Linked DNA regions of Mus musculus: region 1 is linked to region 2. The links are chromatin loops, found by intact Hi-C in ENCODE. Cell type or tissue: left cerebral cortex. All regions are shown on one strand. Each heading gives the region's core, and the rest is flanking DNA. Links, peaks and the distances in the headings are about the cores only.

Evidence for each region. Peaks named below come from ENCODE experiments on the same cell type or tissue, not always from the same donor. Only the 100,000 strongest peaks of a DNase experiment are listed, where the experiment ranks them.
Region 1: a loop joins it to region 2, with 2.4 times the contacts of the local background. A loop is called at or near these places in 1 of 42 quality-filtered maps.

The regions. Positions count from the first base shown.
Region 1 is chr15:74,228,496-74,235,992 of GRCm38, reverse strand. It overlaps Gm19859 (a long non-coding RNA gene), which reads left to right. Exons shown (of 6, transcript XR_001781685.2): 6 at 1,088-1,405. Among named protein-coding and RNA genes, the nearest start is that of Gm32918, 28 kb to the right of the region's middle. In left cerebral cortex, for the core only: no CTCF peak of the experiment used is centred there; a DNase peak (open chromatin) is centred at 3,453.
Region 2 is chr15:73,701,320-73,708,816 of GRCm38, reverse strand. It overlaps Gpr20 (G protein-coupled receptor 20), which reads left to right and starts at 1,312. Exons shown (of 2, transcript NM_173365.2): 1 at 1,312-1,496. In left cerebral cortex, for the core only: no CTCF peak of the experiment used is centred there; no DNase peak of the experiment used is centred there.

The sequences.
Region 1 (7,497 bases), core at 1,159-6,158, 530 kb before region 2:
GCTGCCGGGTCAAAAGTTGTATACAGGGCCTACTGGCTACAGAGGGCTGGGGGTTCCTAGAGAGAAGTGGGTTGTATGTACTGGGAAAGCTTTAGCGTTCAAGTGACATGGTGGTCAACTGGCATCTATTTGTCAAAGCAGCTCAGGGAAGGCATCTCCCTGGTGAACCAACCTCTGGGAAACCTTTCCACAAAACTGACACCAACATCTAGTTCAGGAGCTCTAGAAAATTGTTCAACTTCTGACAAAGACTCCCAAGGAACAGAGGGACGGCAGGATCAAGGGGTGGCCACCACCACCTGTTGGCCTTCCATATGTGCCACAGACTTAAGAAGCTTCCAGGCTATGTGAAAATAAAAACAGAGCAAGAGACAGCATCCCTGAAGCTCCAGGGACCAAGAAGTACCGAGCAGGTCTGGTGATATCACTACTACCCAGAAGGAGCAGAGGGTCTTGGTAGTGCTCCATGGCCCTAGTCTGGTGACTCTAGACACCATAGAAATAATGACTTATAGAAAGAAAGCCAAGTAACACCTGTTCCTTGGGTCCCAAGGTCACCCGTGTCACCTGCTGCTTAGAGCCACTGCCTTGGCTTCTGTGAGGGTGGATACTATATTTAGAAGTTATCTTGGACTGAATAGTGCTCCTCATGGTCCCATGGTGAATCCCCAAGCCTGTGACTGGTTTTGGAGATGGATCATTAGGCAGTCACGGAGGTTAAATGAGATCATGGTAGTAGGGAAGATAGGAAGAACCCTGGCTGGTCCAGGAGCACTTCTTAGATCTTGAGCCAAGTAGCACATGGCGGGCAGGAGCAAGAGTCCTGTCAGTCATCAGTGGGTGCTGACTGCATGCTGCCCATTCCCAGGAAGAAGCGAGGGAGGACTGGTCTAAGCCTTGCCCCCAAGCATCTGGCCGTGATGGCTGGATGACATCACTGGGCTCTGTGGATGATGGTGAACTGCCCTGTGGTCCTGTGGACAGGTCAGAGAGGCCGGGATGTTGGTGAGACTCAGTGGGCCTGCCATCATACCCAAACCCTGGCTGTCCTGCCAAGCCTCCCATTGATGGTTTTTATTTTCTGCAGGAAATGTGGCTGCTGAGGCTTCCCTGAAAGGTTCTTCCTTCCAGATCCTATTGATAAACAGCACTCAGGGAGAGAAGCCCAAGGAGGGAAGTCAGGATGAGAAATGTCACTCACCAGCAGGGTTTGCTTCAAATCCACAGGCCTACGAGGAAGAGCTGATGGATTTTGAGGTCTTCCTGCAATGTTCATTTTGCACCTAAATGAGGCTCACATTTGGAGCTAAGAGATGGAAATCCCTGTTTCTCTCTGTCTCTGTCTCTCTCACACTCCCTTTCCCCCTCTTACTCTCCCCAGATTAAAACAGAGTTATGGCTCTGAGTCTGCCTTCACATTGATAGGTCCTCATGCAATGTACAAGCTGGGTATATGTTCCCTGGAAAACACACATACACACATACGTGTACACACACACACACACCTCTACCTCAGTACAGACACAAAAGAGCACACATGGATATCCACCCAAATGCATGCACACAAGTATGGTCCCCTGTAATGAGTAAATATAAGCACACATACTGCACAGCCACACAGAAAGACACACACACACACACACACACACACGAGAACATGTTCCATGCGCATGTGAACACACCACCTCATACGGGCATTCAGGCTGTGCACGCTGTGGCCGAGATGCACTCAGCCCATGCGAGCATCAGCTTGCACTCACAAGGGCAGACAAAGCATGCCCTCAACAGAGAGTCCCCAGTGGTTAAAAGTCAGACATTAAAAGCATTAATAAAAGACGCTGCCAGAAGTTCAGTTGCAACATTGATTTCCTGGTTGTCAGAGCTGAGTAAATAAACCCCAAGTGGCATTTAATACCCAGTCTTCTCACAAAAGAACAGCTCTGGGGAACAGCCGAGCCAGTAAACACGGCCGACCTTCTTCAAAGCCGAGCGGACTGCAGTGGGCTGCGACACCGGGACCCTTCCTCCTCCGACAGTCCCAGGGTCTCTTAGCCTCATCTGTTAACTTGTTTATCTTACAGTCTATAGTTGGGAACCAGGGCCAAGGTCTTAGAGGCAGCTCAACTGTCAGTGGATGTCCCTTGACACCACACAGATGTTCCAGGTCCTTCCATGTGTGACTAGAAAGTTTTCCCTCCTGGGCCACCCAAACCTAAGATGGACTGAGATATCCCTGAGCTTGCATTCTGTACCCATCACCTCTAATCCAGGTGATCTGGATTACGTCCTTTGAAATATAATTGAGATCCTAACCCCTGTGCTTAGAGGCTGACAGGGTCTTTAAAGACAGTGAGTGTATACCATGTGTGTTCTTTTGTGATTGGGTTACCTCACTCAGGATGATATTTTCTAGTTCCTTTATTTATAATAGCCAGAAGCTGGAAAGAATCCAGATGTCCTTAAACAGAGAAATGGATACAGAAAATGTGGTACATTTACACAATGGAGTAGTACTCAGCTATTAAAAACAATGACTTCATGAAAATTTTAGGGTGTGGCTTTCTGATTGTCTTTGCTACATTGTTTCTCATGAGAATTCAGCAATCAACGTTGCCTTTATTTCTCCATGTAAAATATATCCTTTAAAAAAATCCTTTTGTCTTTGTCACTGGTATTGAGTGATGTGATTATGTGTGTCCTGCTTGAGTGTGTGTGTGTGTGTGTGTGTGTGTGTGTGTGTGTATGTGTGTATGTGTGTGTGTATGTGTGTGTATGTGTGTGTGTATGTGTGTGTATGTGTGTGTATGTGTGTGTGTATGTGTGTGTGTGTGTGTGTGTGTGTGTGTGTTTATGTGTGTTTTTAAGCTTTTCTATCTGAAGAACTACATTTATATTTGGAAAAGTTGGAATGTTCTCTCTGTTCAAATATATGTATTAGGCAGCTTTTCATTTTCTTTCAATAATATTCCACTAAAATTTAAAGCCAAGTATTTTTTTTTCTCTTTGCAGAAGGCCTTTGTGAAGTATCCCGCACCGTGCCGCTGGGCCCTCCAATCTTCTGCGGTGTCAAATCTGCCATGCAGTCCCAGCCACTGCGATTTTCATCTTAGACTTGCGAGTTTCTAGGTCTAGAAGTTTTATTAGGGTTTTCTTTCTTATTTCCCACGCCTCTTTTCAGGACGTTTTTGTTTCTGTAACTTCGGCCGTATGAAATGCAGCTTTAAGGAGCAGTTTAAAGCCTGCTTAATCCCATCAGCCCTGTCAGTCTCTAGTCTACTTTGGCTCACATCTCCTTGGTCCTTTTCATGCCTGGTCATTTTTTTATTGGATTCTAGACATTGTGCATTTTATCTGGGTGCGTGGTGGATATTTTTGCATTCCGGGCAATCTTCTTACAGTTTGTTTTGGAAAGAGCCTTCCTATTTTAAGTCCTGCTTTGGAGAGTTGACAGGTGTGACTACACCAATGTTCAGATGTTGGGCTGAGTGAGGCAAGCCCAGGCAGTGGATTGTACCCTGTGAATGGGAGGCTGGGATGGCAAGGTAGTGGGGCAGCCCTGCTCCTGGTCCTGGGTGGGTGCTGCTTACTGCTCCGACTGAGCTACTTGGGTATTGTCCTGGTTATGTGTGGCACTCTTACATGCCTTCAGTAATACGTTGAAGACCAAAGACACCATTGCAGGCCTCAGGCCTCGAGTTCTCTGTGGCTCTCTCATGTCTGCTCTTCTAGCCTGCGAGTAACCCTTAGTTTCCTAGACCCTCAGATCCATGTCTTCACTTCAGAGTTCACAGATCTGTTTTGAAAGCCCCTTCTGCCAGCACCTGAGAACTATGTCAGGACAGCAACGTTAGGATGGAAACATGGGATTTTAGGGCTCATCTCCCTTTCCATCTCTCTGAAGCACTGTTTTTAGTTGCCTTATACTAACACCCCCCCCCCAGCCAGTGTTTTGTATGTTTTACTCGTTTTGATTTGCTGTGTCTCACATGACACTCGAAAGATTCTGAATAGACCCCAGAGTGGACAGACTGTATAGGGCCATCTCAGTCCTGGAAGCAGGGTTTCTATTCCTTTCCACAAAATCTCCAATGTTCTACTCTCAGTGGCATGTGTGTGCATGTATCCATACATGTGCATTTGTGCACCTGGTGTGTGTGTGTGTGTGTGTGTGTGTGTGTGTGTGTGTGTTTGATGCTTTGAGCTCCAGGAAGAAGCTGAGATGAAAGACACCCTCTTTTGATGGGAGTAGCATAGATGGCAGTTTAGAAACTTCTCAGATTGGTCTCCATGGCATGCTCCTTGCCTGGTTATTGGCTTCCCTGCTGAAGCCTCACAAGGTTGGGCTCCTTGTTTTCTGAAGCTCTGTCCTGGTTCCTAGGTAGGACACATATCATTAGGTGTTTGGCAGGAGGGATGAGGGTACCATGGCTCTGCCACTCGCCATGAGTACATCACTTCCCTGACGTTCATCAAGGACCTGTGTTAGCAATGTCTCCCACCCAGGGCTTCTGCACTGAGGTGAGATTACTTCCTATGTAGGGGGGAACCTAGTGAGCTTCACCCTAGGCACAAAGTATGGCCACCAAGAAAAAGAATGAGATGCCCAGGAATCTGAGTAGGCCTGAAGCTATGAGGCCATCTAATGTGGTTTGGGGCTCTATTCATCCCTGGTTCCACACTTCTTGGGCTTGATTTGCTGTCTGCCTCCTGCATTGGAACACGAGTAATACTTGGGCACCTTTGGTCCCCTGAAGTCTCCACTATGTGTGGGTTAAATCTAGAGTAGCCCTCCTCTGGTCTCATGCAGGCTTCCTGGTGACTCGTCAGGAGGCAGAAAAAAAAAATCATAAGTGTTCATGAGGTTTCTGGCTGCTCTGACCCTCAAAATCTCTGCCTCCCCTCCCTTAGTCCTCCCCAGTCTCAGGATCAGGAGACTCTCTCTGGTAGACCTGCCCCTGCAGCCGTCCTCAGTAACAACACCTGGAGACTTTGTTCCAGCCCACTCAGCTCCTGATATCCTGGTCCCTGATGCCATTTGCCTGCTGCCTCTTAACTCAGAGACCAGGACCTGTAGACTATGCTGGGTCCTTCAGGCTATGCTGGGACCTGCAGGTTCTCCTGGGATGGTCAGGTTGAATTGGGACAGGCAGGCTGAACTGGACCTGCAGGCTGAGCTGAGACAGTCAAGCTGGACTGGGACCTTCAGGCTGATCTGGGACCTGCAGGCTGAGTTGGAATAGGCAGGCTGTTCTGGGACCTTCAGGCTGAGCTGGGACAGGCAGGCTGTTCTGAGACCTTCAGGGTGAGCTGGGACCTACAGGCTGAGCTGGGACCTGCAGGTTGAGCTGGGTCAGACAGACAGTGCTGAGATCTGCAGGCAGTGCTGGAACCTGCAGGCTGAGCTGGGACAGCCTCCGTGCTTTGAGCCAGTCATGTCCACTCACTCCATATTCCTCTTGGAGCTTCAATCCTACATAATCTGATGCTCCACACCAGAACCCTGCCCAGGATTGCATGTCTGGGACAGAACGGGTCTATGGCTGGAGGCTCCAGGTGACCAGTAAGTACCATCCCCCCTGGCTAGTCTGTGGGGTGGGGGCCAGGAACCAGGGCAGACACCACTTCTATTGAATCCAGGTGAGATGCAGGTGTTGAGAAACCCTTCATCCTCACCCCCCCCCACGTTATCCTCACCCCACCCCCCACGTCCTGTGTGTGTTTTCCTTCTTCCAGAGATTTATTCTATTTTTAATTAACACATAATAATTGTACAATTTAAGAGAGGTGATGTGATGTTTTGATGTGTGTGTGTACATTGTACAATGATCAGATCAGGATAATTAACACGTCCATCATCTCTAAAGCCTGTCATTTCTTTGTAGGGAGATGGCAACATCTGCTCTTCTGGCTATTTTGGGACTTACCTTAATGCTAGCCATGGCTGTCACTTGGCATGTGCCACATGGCAGAACACGGTACACCTTGCTGCCTAACTCTGTGCCCACTGACCACCCTTCCCTATTAACCTCCAGGCTCCTACCTAGCATTTGTTCGCTATTCTGCCCTTAACTTGTAGGAGATGAGCTTGTCCAGTGTCCACACGTGAAGAGGATCGTGCAGGGTTAGTTCCTCCGTGTCTGGCTTATTTCATTGTACACAATGCCCTTCAGCTGCATCTGTCTACTCGAATAGGACAGGATTTCATTTTTTTTAAGATGGCAGAACAGCCATCCATTGTGCACACACATAACATTTTCTTTGTCCATTCATCTGCTGATGGACACTTAGCTAGCAATTTCACTCCCGAGAGTTTATGTAATCAGACCTCAGAGAGATGTCTGGACTTCCGTGTTGATTGCGGCAACCATTCAAATGGCCAAGATGATATTTTCTGTTTTAAGACCCAGCCTGCAGAGCTTCTGGAGAGATTGGGAGTCAAGAGCAATGAGGAAGAGAGAAGAATTGGGGATTAGCTGAGAACCAGGAAGCCCAAGATTGCTGACCTAGGAGCAGTGCAGAGGTGGCCTTTTGGATACTCTTGGTTTCTCAAGCTTGTCCAAAAATTGCTGGGAGCTAAGACACTCTTCATGGACTCTTACAGGAAGCTTGGGGTGGCTCCCCTATGATTCTTTGGGTGCACATGTGCATGTGAGTCTAAGGTCCAGAAATGGTGGTGTAATGACAAGAACCTCCAAAGTTGACCAGTTAGGAGTAACCTGGCCTCTTTGACCAGTGGCTTCCTCCTCAAGCAGCAGGGACAATCTCATGCCTGTCCCCGAAATTGTGAGGCCCAAGTGGTGCTGTTCATAAGCTAGTATCTCTGTGCAACTCATTCTGCATTTGTCAGCGATCAAGCCACTGTGCTGTGTATGGGTGGCAGTGGTGGTCAGGATCCCGTGGCTGAGAGTCATCAGTAAAATGTGACAGAGATCTCTGATCATCTGATCAACCCAGTCAGACTCCCACAGTACCTTCCCTGGCTTTCAGGCAGGTCACAGATAGAAAGCAGCCCTGACCACACCCCACAGACCCTTTTCTGCTCTCCAGAGTTACCCTAGAGGAAGCAGTCCAGCCTCACCCACTTTCAGCTTCCATGGCTAGATGGCTGCTTCTAACCTTATCTCTATTAAATGGGATGCAAGTCCTGCCCTTTGAGGTCCTGTGTCTGTAGGTGGCAGACCTGGTCTGTCTCCCCTCCAGTCCTGGGTTCCCAGAATCCTATTCTCCATTCTCTACCTGTTTGCAAGTCCCCTAAATGGTGGGAGAATATTTCCAATTCCAGTTCTTATTCATAATAGTTAACATGAGACAGAGTCTCTGTACATTCATATGCTGCAGGTTCAGAGTTTATACAGCTAACCATTCCACCAGGCTCCTGTTAAACTCTGTCAGATAGCAGGATGAGCAACAGGGAAGTGAGAGGGGCACTACCTCAAGCCCAGCCCAGGGTATCTGAGGCTCCTACCTTCATGTGTAGAAGACAGGAGCTGCCTAGCT
Region 2 (7,497 bases), core at 968-5,967:
GTATACCCTGCCAAGTGATAGGACAGGACCCACCCAGGTGCTTCCTGGAGGTGGAAGGGCATGAAGGAGTAAAAGCCAGCACAGCCCTTCCTGTGTTGTTCCAACGTGGAGTCAGGGCAGGGATAGGAACTATGCATCCAGGCTATAGGCACCGCGTATCCCAGGCATTGAAAGTCTCAGCTACTGGCTGAGTGTAGAAGGAACGGGTGGGCACTGATCCCTAGGCAAGGACCATGGCTTTCTGGACCCACCTCTGGGCAGCGTGTGAAACGTGAGCTCCTCCAAGCTCCAGCCCTTTACTTGCCTGCCAGTGACTTTGAAGCCCTACCTAGCCCTCAGCCCCGCAGCCTAACAGAAGCCTAAAACCTTCCCTCCAGGACCAGAAGTCGCTGCTGACCTAGGGGAGGTGGTCTGGCAAGCCATGGGCTCCTGCCTAGGGTTCAGTTTGCCCCAGTGGGAAAGATACAACAAGATTCTATGAATATTATGATGGGTGGAGACCAAGGCTGGGAGATTACACCCCTCTTCTAGAACCTTCTGTTCCCTTAGGATCAAAGCCACCACTGGAGCCTCTAAGGGCTGCTAAGACTCTGTGTGCAAGTGACCACTCCCTCCCAGCTTCATAGCTCTGCAGACTACGCAGCTGACCCTACCAAGATGGCTTCCCCTTCCTCTACCCATCCAGGCAGCCCCGTCCTGTGGCACCTCCCTCTATCCACTCCGGAACCCTGCCCTCACTTCTCATCTGGGCTGGCTGGATCTGTCACTAGGCACCCACTTCTTCCTCTACTGTTTCTCACACCCAGTGTGAGCTCTGAGGGCCCGGGGGGTCTCCTGCACACAGCCCTCCCTGGTCATCGATGTCAGAATGGCTGTTGAGTGGATGCTCGAGAAAGCACTGTGGTATGACTGAAGTGGATGACAGACATGAAGAGCAGAGGGCTAGAGGGAACTCCTGGCAGAGCAAACAGCCCTGCACAGCCTCAGCCCCAGAGACATTCAGCCCTTGCTGACCAGAGACCATCCTCTGCCAGCTGTCTGTGGTTACACCTGCCTGGATGTCCTAAGCCCCTGGCTGCTGCGACTGGACGGGACCCACCCAGCAGATCTTTCTTCTCAGAAACTGGCCGAGCTGTTCTAAGACAACCCATAGCCTTGGGCCAGAAGCCAACCCTGCCCCCCTCCACTCTTCCTGGTCCGAACAGCTGTGGCTCACCCCTCTGTCTAGGGAAGGTGTGGTATCTCCGACCCCACCACCACCCCTCTCCCGCCCCCAGGCTCCCTCCACCCCAACCCCGCCCCCCTTCCTCTAGGCAGCCAGGCCAGCAGGGGTTGGGAGGGAGACCGCTCCGCCCCCACCCCTCCCACCCCTCTGCCTGTGTCCAAAAGCAGCTGGCTGGCCTGACGTCAGGCCCTGGGAAGGCACTGTCTGTGGGTCCACAGACCTAGAGCTTCAGGGGACAGGCTCATCCCAGAGGAAGGTGCGGCAAGAGCGGGTGAGTTCCCCAGGCACTGCTGCCTCCTGCACCCCTGTGCACAGAGCGGGCTATTCGTATTGCCCAGTTGGGTGACTTAGGAAGAAGAGAGGGGGTGAGAAACAGGACCAAGAAGCAAGCCCAGTTCACAGCCCTCTGCCACAGAGACAGTCGCAGAGATGTAAAGAGTTTGGAGGGGAGAGGGGCAGAAGTGGCACCCTCCCTGCCCCGTGGGGTTGCTCTCTATTCTCCCAGTGACCCTCACCCACCTTGCCCACTCTGGATTTCATTCATGAAACCGATCACACACTTGCGCATCCGCTGCTGAGTCCAAAGCCAAGGGCTCAGTTTCCTCTCCTGTCCAGGAAGGCACTTGGGATGGTCCCACAGACCAGGCAAACAGCATTTGATGAGCTCTGGGTCCCTAACCACTAGCACCAGGAGGGGACAAGGCTTGGAAAAGCATCCACTTTCTCTACAAGGAACCACATCTGCCCACCCCTGGCTCAAGGTCTCTGCCCTAGTCCAGGTCCTTCCTCTACCTCTTTGGGAGTGGGGAAACTGAGGCCCATTGCTGGATTTTCTGCTCAGCCCGCAACAGGACCCCCAAGCTGATGCTTCCGGACTGAGCTTCCCTGGTGTAGCTGCCCTGTGAGAAGGCTGTAGAGCAGGGTCCCGAGGGGGCTGGCTGGCTGGGAACTGGCTGGTGGCCAGAGTGGCTGGCGGGGGCAGGCTGTGGAGCAGCTGGGTAGCCTCAGGCAGGACGGAGACAGAGGCTGGTGGAGGGAAAGCATAGCCCGCAGAGGTTACCTGCCTTTGCCTGCCTCTGTGTGCTGCCCCAGAGCAACAGGCTGCCAGGGGGTTGCCTGGCTGTGTGTCTGCTGAGTAGGTCTTTCTGCAAGCACGGTGGGAACAAAGGGAGCTGTGCTTCCTCCTGGGATTCTTCAGGGGATTTCTTCAAACCTGTACAAGATAGTGTGAGATGGGGTTGGCTATGGGGTCTTTCCTGTTTGTTGCTTGTTTTGTGGTAAGGCCTCAATCTACATCCCAGGCTGCCCTGAAACTCTATTAGCTTGATGTCTTCATAGCTTAGGTTGCAGTGTTCTTCCTGAGTCAGCTTTCAAGGGCTGGCTTTAGAGAGTGTGTGCATCAGACCCATTTCCAGTGGGTTTGGGGGGTAGGGGTTGTTTTGTGTTCCTTGGTTTGGTTGGTTGGTTGGTTGGTTGGTTGGTTGGTTGATTGGTTGGTTATAGTTCTTGAGACAGGATCTCCTGTAGCCCAGGCTCACTGTGTTACTCAGACCTCAAACTCACAGTAATCCCCCTGCTTCTACCTCCCAAATTCGGATATTGCACTCTCACTAGCTCCAGTCCAGCCAGATACCACGCAAATAAAAACAGGGAGGCAAATGAACAAGACACTGCCACACAGAACGGAACACAAACTAGGGAAGGTGATTGTCCCAGCCACGCCCTCGAAGGAGGTGAAGCAGGTCCAAAGATGTCTGAGTAAGATTCCTTCCATAGGTCTAGTCAAAACCAAGGCAACAGTGTACCTAGGTTGCCCCAGCTCTCCACTGCATATTGGACCACACAGTGACTACCCTGGGGCTTTGAATGTGTCTGTCCAGCCTTCCCCTCCACTACTCTCTTAGATGGGTCTCCTGGCCCTGCTTCCACTCCAGATGTGAGCTGTATGAGGAGGGACCAACTCAGCCTAAATCCCTTAAGACCCCAGTGCTGGGGTTTGAGTCGGATCTAATGCCTGCAGAACCCCCTGCTCTATGTGCATTCTGGGGGGCGGGGGGCAGACTATAGGTGGCTGAGTCAGTCCTCCTCTGCATAGGGTGGGCAACAGGCCTGGCCTGATGTGCATTCAGCTTCCACAGAGCTAATAGCTGGGAATTAGACAGCACAGAAATCAAACCTATTACTTCTGTCCCTATTGTGTGACACAAAGCATCAGAGTGAGCCTCTCTAGGCCCCATTGGCCTCGTAACCAAAATGGGGTCAGCAGAACCTACTTGGGGTTCCCTTGGGAGGGAGAGGGGTTAGTGAGATCTTTGGAGGTATTCTCATAGGGACCAAAGAATCATGGGATTATAGCTTTTTCCTCAGGGAAGGTATCCAAGGTACCGGGAACTTAAGGGGGTTCAGGGAGTATTGTGTGGGATACTGACTGTGAGTACTAAGCACTTATGACAGGAGACTTAAGCACAGGGAACAGAGTGTGCAGACTCTACCAGGTAACCCAGGCACAAAGAACAGCATGCCCCAGATGGAGAACAGCGGATGCAGAGAGCATACGCACCAGGCACTCAGAAGAACTAAGCATTTCCCCCACCCCCACCCCCCCAACTCTGCACATCCCAGCAGCCCTTCAAAAGGTTGAATTGGCAAACAGAGTGTCAAGGACCAGGGAAGCTATAGTTGTCTAGGCTAGAGGTGAGCAAGGAACCAACATGTCAGGGAGACCTGAGGACATTAGAAGCCCCAAGTGTGACCAAGTGTGATCCTCCAGAAACGTGCCATTCCTGTTAGTCCCATTCCCAAGGTCTCAGGTAAAGTTTCTCAGATGGTGACTTTGGGGGAAGTCAGCAAGATACAGCCCAGGTCCTGTTCACAACAGTGCGTGGTCCGCTCCCAGGAAAGCTGGGTTGTGGGGTCTTAAGGTCCTAACTGTGCTTCAGAGAGCTGCCAGGTGACTCGGAGAAAGTTGGATCTTTATGCCAGACTAAACGAAGAGAAACCACGGGGCAGTTGAAGCCAACAGAACACAGTTGCTCCTGGATCTAAAGAGGAAGCTACGGAGTCCAGCACAGTAGTTCACACACGTAATCAGCCCTTGGGTAGCTAAGACGGGAGGATTGCTGTGAGTTCAAAGATAGCCTATGTTTACATAGTAGGTTCCAGTTCGGCCTGGACCAGAATGTGACTGTCTCAAAAACCATGATTAGTAATAAAAATAAGCAAGCAGGTGCTTCCCTAGCCATGGCTCTCTTGGCCTTAGAAGCACTAGGTAGATCTTTATTACGGTTACACTCTAAGCCCAGGCAAACTCGTACATACACCTGTGACTTCAGAGTCCCCAAGAACCTCTCAGTTGCTACAACTAGCCCCCCTGCTCCCTACATGGCTCTTGGTCCCGCCCAACGCATATTGGATCCCCAGGGTCATGACCCTGGGCAGATGGCTTGCCTCTCCTGTAAAAGCTGCCGCCCCGCCCCGCCGCCTTGGAGCTGTGAAATACTCATACTCCCGCCCAGACGATCCCTAGCGCCTGCCCCTCCCAAGCCTGGCGCAGGAAATCAGGTGGAGCAGGATCCGGAGCCACCCTTTAGCTTCCTGGTCCCATGTGGAGCCAGGCTGGGCAGCCAATCTGCAGAAGAGACAGTGGGGCCACTAGACAGCCAAGAAGCCACATGCTGACGTCAGGATGGGTTTGGGCAGAGCCTAAGGAAAAGCCAAGACAAGCCACTCCCCACTCAAAGGTTAAGGAGAGAAGTAGCCGTGGCCCCTGGTGACCAATAGGGAATCCTACACTAGAGCATGCCACAGGTCCACTCTCACAGCTGTGAGCGACAGAAGTTGCCACTCCCATTAGAGTTCAGAGCATGGTATATCAACTTGACTTAAAAGGGAGGGTGACTTAAGAAGTTAGATCTGTCCCTGAGAGCTTCCTGAAATCTCTTGAGAAATCCTGGGCTGGCTGACATGGCCCACTCGGGATCCTTCAGCTTGCTCACTGTAACTTAAAGCTCTTTTTGTGGGCGATGTGGGCATTTCCCACTGAGCCACACAACACCCCCAGGCCTCTCTGCAGCACTCTCTTCATTTATGTAGATCCCCAAAGTCTTGACTCAACAAGGTGGAGTGAATCCCCAGGGTCCAGGTGGCGGCAGAGCAAGCTCGAAGCAGACAATTCCATGGAGTGTGATGATGTGCTGGGGTAGGGACAAACCCAGCAGTCTGGGTGACGTCGAAGGGCTTCCTGGAAGAGGTTTCAGCTTCGCTCAACTACTGGATAGGGAGGGCACAGCTGGAGGTAAAAACCAGTAACAGGCCCCCAGCTCCACTCTTAGTGGAACCCGGAGGGCTCTGGGAAGGTGAGCAGTGGTTAGACAGTGAGTATTAGGGCAAGAAGCCTGCCTTGCTCTGCCGACTTTGGCAGGACGGCTATTCTGTGCTGGGCTCTGATAGCCCACCATCCCTAAAGTGCTCTGACTGGTGGGAAGGTACAATATACAGCATCATAGAAGTAGCAAAATCATTGAATGAGGAGTAGAAGGCCAAGTTGAAGGGACACCCAGAAGCTGGGCAGGGATCATACCTGCAAGAGGAGAGTTTCTTTCTAGCAGGCAAAAGCCTTGGCAGCAGAGGGTCACTCCAACCCTGGTCAAGACCCAGCCTCAGGCCCCAGGGGAGAGGGACTGCACAACCCCTCCCCCTGAAGGCTGTTTGTGTGTGATCTGGGGGGGACCTAGACCACTACAGCCTGCCCTCAGCAAAGCCTCAAATGGCCTATAACACACAGGTTCTGGCTCTGATCTCCTGGAGGGAAGAAAAGAAGTTAGCAGGGGGGCTGGAGAGGTGGCTCAGTGGTTAAGAGCATTGACTGCTCTTCCATAGGTCCCAAGTTCAAATCCCAGCAACCACATGATGGCTCACAACCATCCATAATGAGATCTGATGCCCTCTTCTGGGATGTCTGAAGACAGCTACAGTGTACTTACATATAATAATAAATAAATAAATCTTGAGAAAAAAAAAAGGCCGGGCAGTGGTGTTGCACACCTTTAATTCCAGCACTTGGGAGGCAGAGGCAGGTGGATTTCTGAGTTTGAGGACAGCCTGGTCTACAGAGTAAATTCCAGGACAGCCAGGGCTACACAGAGAAACCCAGTCTCGAAAAGAAGGAGAAGGAGAAGGAGAAGGAGAAGGAGAAGGAGAAGGAGAAGGAGAAGGAGAAGGAGAAGGAGAAGGAGAAGGAGAAGGAGAAGGAGAAGGAGAAGAAGAAGAAGAAGAAGAAGAAGAAGAAGAAGAAGAAGAAGAAGAAGAAGAAGAAGAAGAAGAAGAAGAAGAAGAAAGAAGAAAAGTTAGCAGGGCCAAGCAAGCCTCTACCCCGCATGCTCACTGTTTGCAGAGGCTCAAAGGCAGACTTTTCTGCCCCAAAGCAGTGGAGGCAGGGAGGGTGGTAAAGAGGCATAGTGTGGCTGGTGAGATGGCTCAGAGAGTAAGAGCACTGACTGCTCTTCCAAAGAGTCCTGAATTCAAATCCCAGCAAGCACATGGTGGCTCACAACCACCCATAATGAGATCTTGACACCAACTTCTAGTGTGTCTGAAGACAGTTACAGTGTACTTATGTAAAGGAATAAATCAATCTTTAAAAAAAAATTTTAATCCCAGCACTCAGGAGGCAGAGGCAGGCGGATTTCTGAGTTCGAGGCCAGCCTGGTCTACAAAGTGAGTTCCAGAACAGCCAGGGCTATACAGAGAAACCCTGTCTCAAAAAAAAAAAAAAAAAAAAAAAAAAGAGGCATAGTGGTCCCAATAGAAACCTTCTCTTTCCTGGAGGGAGGTGTGGCTGTCAGACTTAGACAAGTCTCTGTGATCTGCTTGCTTGCAGCTTCCCTCTTCAAGGACCAGGTGTGTGCCTCTCCTTCCAGGCTTCCCCAGTATACACACTCTCTCCACTGGGAAGTCTGGGATTGATCACTTACAGATGCACTGAGGACTTCAGTGTGAGGGGAGGTTGGAACTAGGGGAGTGCTTGAGGAAGTATCAGGGGTGCAAGGAAGGAAGGAAGGAAGGAAGGAAGGAAGGAAGGAAGGAAGGAAGGAAGGAAGGATCGCATGCCTGGCATGAAACCTCAGCTGTGAACAAAACCAGAGTTTCATGAATAGGATCAAGTCTTAGAGGGGAGCCGGATCACTATGAAACTATAATCGGGGATCAGGGACCAGTAGGCAACTGTTCTGGACCAGGGTTCAAGTGATGAGGGTTTTGTCTGTGTATCCGAG